Linked DNA regions of Homo sapiens: region 1 is linked to region 2. Evidence: read pairs that join two places in POLR2A ChIA-PET (ENCODE). Cell type or tissue: OCI-LY7. All regions are shown on one strand. Each heading gives the region's core, and the rest is flanking DNA. Links, peaks and the distances in the headings are about the cores only. Region 1 overlaps EVI5 (ecotropic viral integration site 5). Region 2 overlaps DIPK1A (divergent protein kinase domain 1A).

Region 1 (4,397 bases), core at 210-4,209, 82 kb after region 2:
ACTGAAAGCTGATGGGAAGTCCTGAACTTGTAAGTAGGACTTAAGGACATGTTGTTTTACCCTATATTCTAGAGTCTAAAGCAGTGATTCTCAGCTTCGGCTGCACATTATAATCACATGGAGAATTAAAAAAAAAAATCCCTGCTGCTAATACGTCAGAATCTCTGAGACTAGGTCCCAGGTAGGGATAGTTAAAAAAATTAGGTGTGGCTACATACAGTAAAATGCACAGAATTTAAGTGTATAGTTTGATTTTTACCATGTAACCGATATAAGATGTAGAGCATGGCAAAAAATTCTAGAAAATTCCTTCATATCCCTTTCTTCTGTTGTCTCACTCCCAGCCTAGAGGTGACCACTATTCTGATTTCTATCTCCGAAGATTAGCACCAGTATTTTTTAAAGCTGCCAAGATAATTCCAGTGTGTAGCCAAGATTGAAATAATTGATCTGGGTGGATTGTTTGAGGCTGTCTCCACTGTATTTATCTTTCCTTTTGTCCCAGTCATATTTTCCAGAGAGTATCTTCCAGTTTTCTGCTTGGAGAGTTGAGGTCTGGTTGTCAGTATCTGGGAACTCAGGAAAAGAGGGTTGGGTAAGGAGCCAAAGAACATTTAGTATATTGGGCTCACACAATCTGTCTCTGTTAGGATGCCTATGTCTTCCACCTTGTATGGTTTACCCTCTTGAGAAGAGAAATCTGTCACCTGCCACATTGAGGGTGGGGCCACTCAGCAGCTTGGAAGAAATCTGGGATTCTAACTGTTCAGCATTCACTTGCTCCTTTCTTTTAGTCCCCCTTCCACTCTTTGTTCTGGCAGTTCCTGAGCCTTTTGAGGAATCTATGGCATAAACCGGTTTGTTCTTAGTTGTCAGCATTGCTGGCTTAGAATTTGGCCATCTTTGGCGGGGTGCAGTGGCTCACCCCTGTAATCCCAGCCCTTTGGGAGGCTGAGGCAGGCAGATCATGAGGTCAAGAGATCGAGACCATCCTGGCCAACATGGTGAAACCCCGTCTCTACTAAAAATACAAAAATTAGCTGTGCGTGGTGGCGTGCGCCTGTAGTCCCAGCTACTCAGGAGGCTGAGGCAGGAGGATTGCTTGAACCCAGGAGGTGGAGGTAGCAGTGAGCTGAGATTGCGCCACTGCACCTCCAGCCTGGCGACAGAGTGACACTCCGTCACAAAAAAAAAAAAAAAAAGATTTTGGCATCTTTGACTAGGTCAGTTATCCAGCTGCTTTCCAGCTTCCAAAATTTTGTTGCTATTGTCTCATTCTCCCTGTCATAATGGCTTGTGTCCTAAAAACAGAACAAACAACAATAACACAACTTTCTTTATCCTTGTTTTAGTAACGTTTTGGGAGGAAGCAAAATTAGATGTGTGTGTGTTCAATCTGCCATCTCACCTTGGAAGTCCACTGTCTGCTTTCCATTATACAGAAACTTGTTGCCACCTGTCCTCCATTGTTGTCTCCTCCTTATGGGGTTATACCTTTTAAATTTCTTCATAGTTGTCTGAAAAGAGTGTCAGGAGGTAGAGGACCTAAATATTGGTCAAGATATCATTTCTTTAGGAGTCTCAAAATTCTTTTTAGAAGTACTCGTTGTCCCAGGATCTTATAATCTCAAGATTGGAAGTGATTTTGAAGATAATCCGGTTTAACGAGCTATTTGATACCTTCTCTAAAGGAATTGTCCAGCCTAAAATGTGAGAAACTTGTGGTAGGAGGAGATGAGTGCCTGGAGAAATGGATTGGGCTGTAGATCTCTGCAAGGGGTCTGGAAATCCATGTGTACATTAAATGTTGCATGAATAATAGTTCTTGCATATTTGTAATATATAATAAAATTTATTAAAAAGTCATAATGGGCCGGGCGTGGTGGTGGCTCACGCCTGTAATCCCAGCACTTTGGGAGTCTGAGGCAGCTGGATCACCTGAGGTCAGGAGTTTAAGACCAGCCTGGCCAACATAGTGAAACCCCATCTCTACTAAAAATACAAAAAATTGGCTGGGTGCAGTGGTTCACACCTGTAATCCCAGCACTTTGGGAGGCCAAGGCGGGTGGATCACGAGGTCAGGAGATTGAGACCATCTTGGCTAACATGGTGAAACCCCGTCTCTACTAAAAATACAAAAAATTAGCCAGGCGTGGTGGCGGGCGTCTGTAGTCCCAGCTACTCGGGAGGCTGAGGCAGGAGAATGGCGTGAACCCGGGAGGCGGAGCTTGCAGTGAGCTGAGATCTTGCCACTGCACTCCAGCCTGGGCGACGAGCGAGACTCTGTCTCAAAAAAAAAAAAAAAAAAGTTAGCTGGCTATGGTGGTGTGCACCTGTAGTCCCAGCTACTTGGTAGGCTGAGGCAGGAGAATCACTTGAACATGAGAGGCAGAGGCTGCAGTGAGTCGAGATCATACCACTGCACTCCAGCTTGGGTGACAGTGAGTGAAACTCCATCTCAAAAAAAAAAAAAAAAGTCATGATGGTGTTATCATTTCATTTAGTAATGCTTAAATCCAATCATGGGGAGAGGTAGTACTCAGAATTTTTTATTTTGAAAAAAGCTTCTAGACTAGAAAAAGTTATGAGCTATTACTAAAGATTAATAAAGTTGTGGAGATTTTAGTGTATAGTTAACATAAAGTGAATGATAAAACCACCCATTAAAGTCTCTATTTTAAATATCTCTAATAGCTTTGTTATTCTTTGACATTCTATATTTTTATTTTCTTTAAAACACTAAGTCAGTAGCTTCCCAAATGTTGCTCTTTGAGTTAGAATTTTTACCATGAAGTTCATGATGAAATAGAAATGTTATCAATGTTTATACAATTTATTCACCTTTAAATTATATCCATCCTTTTTCTGTGTTAAAATGCCCTTTTTCTTATGAAGTTGTGATTCTAGATAGTAGATAGATTTTTTCCTTCTAATATTTGGCAAAAAATAAAAACCTGCGAGCTCTACATATTGCTCTTCAAATTAATTTTTTTTTTTTTTTTTTGAGATGGAGTCTTGCTCTGTCGCCCAGGCTGGAGTGCAGTGGCGCAATTTTGGCTCACTGCAACCTCCGCCTCCCGGGTTCACGCCATTCTCCTGCCTCAGCCTCCCAAGTAGCTGGGACTACAGGCGCCCACCACCACGCCTGGCTAATTTTTGATATTTTTAGTAGAATCAGGGTTTCACCGTGTTAGCCAGGATGGTCTTGATCTCCTGACCTCGTGATCCACCTGCCTCGGCCTCCCAAAGTGCTGGGATTACAGGCGTGAGCCACCGTGCCCGGCCTCAAATTAATTTTTAACAAGTTTTATAAAATACAGAAGCCTGCTTCTCAACTGCACAAAATCCCCATTGGCCTTTTCTTTCTACCACAAGTTAGTAACAGTCAGTCATGTGTTGCTTAACAATGGGGATATGTTCTGAGAAATGAGTTGTTAGACAATTTCACTGTTGCATGAACATCGTAGAATACACTTAGACAAAGCTAGATAATAGAGCCTACTATACACACCTAGGCTATATGGTATAGCCTTTTGCTCCTAGGCTACAAACCTGTACAGTATGTTATTGTATGGAATACTGTAGGCAGTTGTAACACAGTGGTACTTGTGTATCTAAACAGCAAAGATACACCAAAAGTACTATATTATAATCTCATGAGACCACCCTCTTTTTTTTTTTTTTTGAAATGCAGTCTCGCTGTGTCTCGCAGGCTGGAGTGCAGTGGCGCTATCTCAGCTCACTGCAACTTCTGCCTCCTGGGTTCAAACTATTCTCCTGCCTGAGCCTCCCAGTAGCTGGGATTATAGGCACACACCACTACACATGGCTAATTTCTACATTTTTATTAGAGATGGAGTTTCACCACGTTGGCCAGGTTGGTCTTGAACTCCTGACCTCAAATGATCCACCTGCCTCAGTCTCCCAAAGTGCTGGGATTACAGGCGTGAGCCACTATGCTCAGGCAGGGACTACCCTCTTATATGTGGTATCCATTGACTGAAATGTTCTTATGCGGTGCATGACTGTATTTTACTTTTGTGTTTGTATATAAAATTCAAGATATCAATCAGATGACATGGGGAATTTTTACTATCTCTCATGGTGTTACGATAGTCCTTCCTCATTGGAAGAATGTAGATTGATTAATTGTTGTTAGAACCTGTTGATTGTGACCCCCTAAGTTTGCTTGCAAAGTGTCATCTCATTTCTCACTAGGTATTGCTACTAGCCTGGTATGTTTATTTTGCATTTTTAGCTGTTTACTTCAAGAGAGCTTTCTCTGCTTGTACTGTTTGCAGTTTATCCTTTTAAGTGGCCAAAACCAATGTGGGTTTAGTGCCTTGTTCATTGTTCTTTGTGCTCATCCAACTCACACAGTTAAACTCTCTGAAAAG
Region 2 (4,397 bases), core at 89-4,088:
TAGAAAAGCTATTAATATATGATTATCTGAATAGATGCATTTGGCAAAATTCAATCAATTCTTAGCAAACTAAGAATAGGAGGGAACTTTCTTAACCTGATAAAAGACATTTATGAAAAACCCACAGCCAACATCTTATGTAATGGTGAAAGTCTGAATATATAATCACTGATATTAGGATCAAAGCAAGGATATACGTTGTCATTTCTATTCCACATATTACTGAATATCCTAGTCACTGTAATAAGTCAAGAAAAAAAATAAAAGACATAGAGATTGGGAAGGAGGGAGAGAAGGAACTGAATCCACCGATGTTTGATGTAAGTGAGGATTAAGTACCCCCATGCAACCTTATTACTAGGTTGTAATGAAAGCAATTTCTGCTAGACATGTAGACATTTATTCAGTCATAAAACATTTTATTTGCAATAAATATATTTATTTTCAAGCAATCATGAAACATTTCATATAATCTGCCTGTAAACTTATTAAAGTTCTAACCCTGCCTTTTTTTTTCTTTTTTTTGAGATGCAGTCTTGCTCTGTCGCCCACGCTGGAGTGCAGTGGTACAATCTTGGCCCACTACAACCTCCTCCTCCTGGGTTCAAGCAATTCTCCTGTCTCAGCCACCCCAGTAGCTGGGACTAAGGTGCACACCACCATTTTTTTTTTTTTTTTTTTAGTAGAAATTGGGTTTCACCAAGTTGGCCAGGCTGGTCTCGAACTCCTGACCTCAGGTTATCCACCTGCCTTGGCCTCCCAAAGTACTGGGATTATAGGTGTGAGCCACTGTGTCCGGCCCCCAAGTCTGCCTTTTTAAGTGCTCTATCAACTTGCATGAAAGATTTAGTCAAGACAAAACCAATGATACTTCAAAGGCAGGCTTGTGTTTCCTTATAATTAGCATCAGGCCACTAGAAATTCTGAACCAATAATTCTCAGTACGTGGTCTCTTAGGCCAGCGTGGGCACTTAAAATTAATGCATATTTTCAGCCTAATCCAAGACCTACTGAGTCCAGAAACTCTGAGACAGGTCCAGCAAACTGTGTTTTCATCAGCCCTCCGTGCAATCTGAAGCTCTCTAAAGTTTGAGAACCTCTAACTGTAAAACTGTTAGCTCCAGGTACCTCCCTAAAGGTAAAGATTATAGCCTCAACTAGTTCTTAAAACCTCTTCATTAAAAGGTATGGAATATCTCATATTTCAGCCAATCCACAACACATATCTTAGATACCTTTAATTTTACCAGTTATCATTCATTTGTAATATTTATCCATCCATTTATCATGCTATTTAACAAACCACAGGCCGGGTGCAGTGGCTTATGCCTGTAATCTCAGCACTTTGGGAGACCAAGGCAGGCAGATTGCCTGAGGCCAGTAGCTTGAGACCAGCCTTGGCAACAAATTGACACACCATCTCTACTAAAAATAAAAAATTAGCCAGGGTGGTGGCATGCACCTATAATCCTAGCTACTTAGGAAGCTGAGGTGGGAGGATTGCTTGAGCCCAGGAGGTCAAGGCTGCAGTGAGCTGTGATCATGCCACTGCACTTCCAGCCTGGGCGACAGAGTGAGACCCTGTCTCGAGAAAATGACAAATTTCACCAATAAAAGCCAGATTTCCTAATTAACAAGTCTCAGAAATTGACCAATCTTGATCAAAGTAAGGAGATAAGGAATATAGAAGCGCTTGGAGTAGCTGCCTCGAGCATTGGCTTCCTGATTACAGCTCTAGCCAAGCACCTGTGCATTCCTGATTTGGATATGAGAGACATCTGGACTATAACTTACACACATATATTAAACTGTGTGTGCTGAGGAATTCTAAAATAAATTGCAGACTCTATTATAACCGAAGGAAGGAAAGAGTGGAGAGGATGTGTGTGTTGCGGGCAGGGGGGAGAGAGATTTGAGCACTTTTAATGGCTGAGAGAGAGAGAGGATGAGAACGCGAACATGAAGTGCAAGTCTAGAAAATGGTGAAGATTTAGTATCGTTGATACGGGGAACGGGAGAGGGTGTTGACGAGAGACGTGGAAGATTTTCAGGCATTGTTAACCCAACTCAGCTATTTTTTTTCCTTAGGAAAAATTGATGAGTTTGTCTGAAATACATTTTTAGAACACACATCTTAGAAAATTACTTAAAACCTGGTAGTATACATCTGTTCATTGTTATTGCCCCCTTGTGGTATAGTTTCCATAGTTGATGAAATTATTCATTCAACTCGGGTGGGTTTCGTCAAATAAGACTAAAGAGTGCCATCTCCTGGTTTGATGAGGTATGTGCAGGCAAGAGAGGCATTTAGGAGAATCACCGGAGTAAAGAACAATCTTAGGACAGGAAAAACCTTTGATGTTTTCGCTGATCATCCTATGGTAAAGTGAAACATTCTCTATAATTTCTGTGTCTTTTTATTTAGAATATCGTTTTACTGACAGTAATTACAGTTTGTGTCTGTGGCTGTGCCTGAAAAACAACAAAACAAAACAAAACAGTACGTGGCCAACCATCCTTTCTATACAAGCATGTGGGAAATTTGCTTTTGGTTTTTGATGTAAGCCACAAGTGGAAGAGCCTGCTCATTGTAACTGCCTCTTTGATGAAGGGTTGGCTTGAGATTTTTTCTTAGAACTAGAATTTGTCTTGTAGCTGAATGCCAGACTAGTCTTTACTGCTTCCCAATAAGTTTACTAATGAGCTACCTGGTTTGTGCTTTAAAAAAAAAAAGTATTAAATATTATAGAAAAGTATGCACTTTAATCCTCAATGAGATTTTAAAGCCAAAGCCACTATTTATGTTGGTTATTTAATAAACATTTACGGAACACTTAAATACCAAACTGTGCTGTGTGCTAGAGAGGAGGGGAGGTTTGAAGATGAATGTAACCAAGTATCTGCCTTCAAATCATCCAGCTTTCCACAAGGGAAGATAACTTGGACACAAATAATGTTAGATTTCAGAATATACAGAAAGAAGGGAGGAAGAAAATAGTGTCAGGAAAGAAATATAAACTCCCAAGATGATTATTGAAAGATGGTTGTGGAAAGAGTCATGTTTAAATCCTGACATTGAACAGAGTTAAGATGAAGTGTTTCTTAAGATTCAGGAGCCCAAGATCAGGACAGTGGAAGGATATCACTCTTTAAGTCCGATCCCATGAATTGTTCATGACAGAGGGCCCTACTTCCGGATAAAAACCCAGCATACACTTCATTCATCCATTTGGCAAGTGCTTTTTTATCTGTATTTGATTATGCGTCAGGCATTGTACAAAGTCCTCAGGAAATAAGGATGAAAGTCCTAGCCCTGTTGTGAGTTGCTTGTATGGAGGGAATGACCAGAGACACCTTTAGTGGGTGCACTCGGGAGGGGTATCTGACACAGTCGGTGCTAAACCTGCTCTGCATGCTCCTCTCCAACATAAATAATCCTGGTTCTGTTACTTTAGTGGTTAAAAGAACAGGCTCTGGAGGCAGACTATCTGGGCTCAGGTTCCAACTCTGCCATTAACCTGCTCTCTGTAAATTTCTTACCCTCTTCTTAACCTCTCTTGCCTCAGTTTCTTTATCAATAAAATGGAGATAATGGTAATACCTATTCCATAGGGAGATTTTGAGAATTTAAGATATATACATGCAAATCTCATAGAACAGTATTGGCATATAAAAAACAATATGACAGCCGGGCACGGTGGCTCACTCCTGTAATCCCAAGCACTTTGGGAGGCCAAGGCAGGCAGATCGCCTGAGGTCAGGAGTTCCAGACCAGCCTAGCTAACATGGTGAAACCCCATCTCTACTAAAAATACAAAAATTAGCTGGGCGTGATGGCAGGTTCCTATAATCCTAGCTATTCGGGAGACTGAGGCAGGAGAATCACTTGAACTGGGGAGGTGGAGTTTGCAGTAAGCCAAGACCACGCCACTGCACTCCAGCCTGGGTGACAAAAGCGAAACTCCATCTCAGAAAAAAAAAAAAAAAACAATATGACAAACGCTGTGTAGCTACCACCTTCTTAACAAATCTTAACCTTTTGCCATATTTGCTTCATTTTTAAAAAGAAGTAAAACATTACAGGTATAGTTGAAGCTCTCTTATCCTGCCTGATATTCTCCTTCCTCCCTCTTTAGAGGAATCACCATCTTGAATTTGGTATGAGTTTTTGCCATGATGTTTTTCTACTTTCACTGCATGTGGCAGGGGTACATAAATACTATGTTTATGTTTGCATATATCTAAACTTTAATAAATGGTACTAAACTGCTCACGTCATTCTGAAATTGTTTCTATTTCACATTATGTTGATATGTCTGGGCCTATTTATTTCATTTTAATGACTGCATAGTATTTCGTACTATGAATATACCACTTTATTCAACCATTCTCCTGTT

Evidence for each region. Peaks named below come from ENCODE experiments on the same cell type or tissue, not always from the same donor. Only the 100,000 strongest peaks of a DNase experiment are listed, where the experiment ranks them.
Region 1: POLR2A ChIA-PET joins it to region 2 with 5 read pairs; 2 of 35 experiments call an interaction of 5 or more read pairs at or near these places.

Annotation. Positions count from the first base shown.
Region 1 is chr1:92,774,715-92,779,111 of GRCh38, reverse strand. The region is part of intron 1 of EVI5 (ecotropic viral integration site 5); the gene reads left to right. Among named protein-coding and RNA genes, the nearest start is that of EVI5, 8.2 kb to the left of the region's middle. RefSeq lists an enhancer at 4,104-4,397. In OCI-LY7, for the core only: no CTCF peak of the experiment used is centred there; no DNase peak of the experiment used is centred there.
Region 2 is chr1:92,856,912-92,861,308 of GRCh38, reverse strand. All of the region lies in intron 2 of DIPK1A (divergent protein kinase domain 1A), which reads left to right. Among named protein-coding and RNA genes, the nearest start is that of SNORA66, 18 kb to the right of the region's middle. In OCI-LY7, for the core only: a CTCF peak has its summit at 2,224 (motif pointing left); a DNase peak (open chromatin) is centred at 2,228; H3K4me3 peaks cover 822 bases; H3K27ac peaks cover 1,424 bases.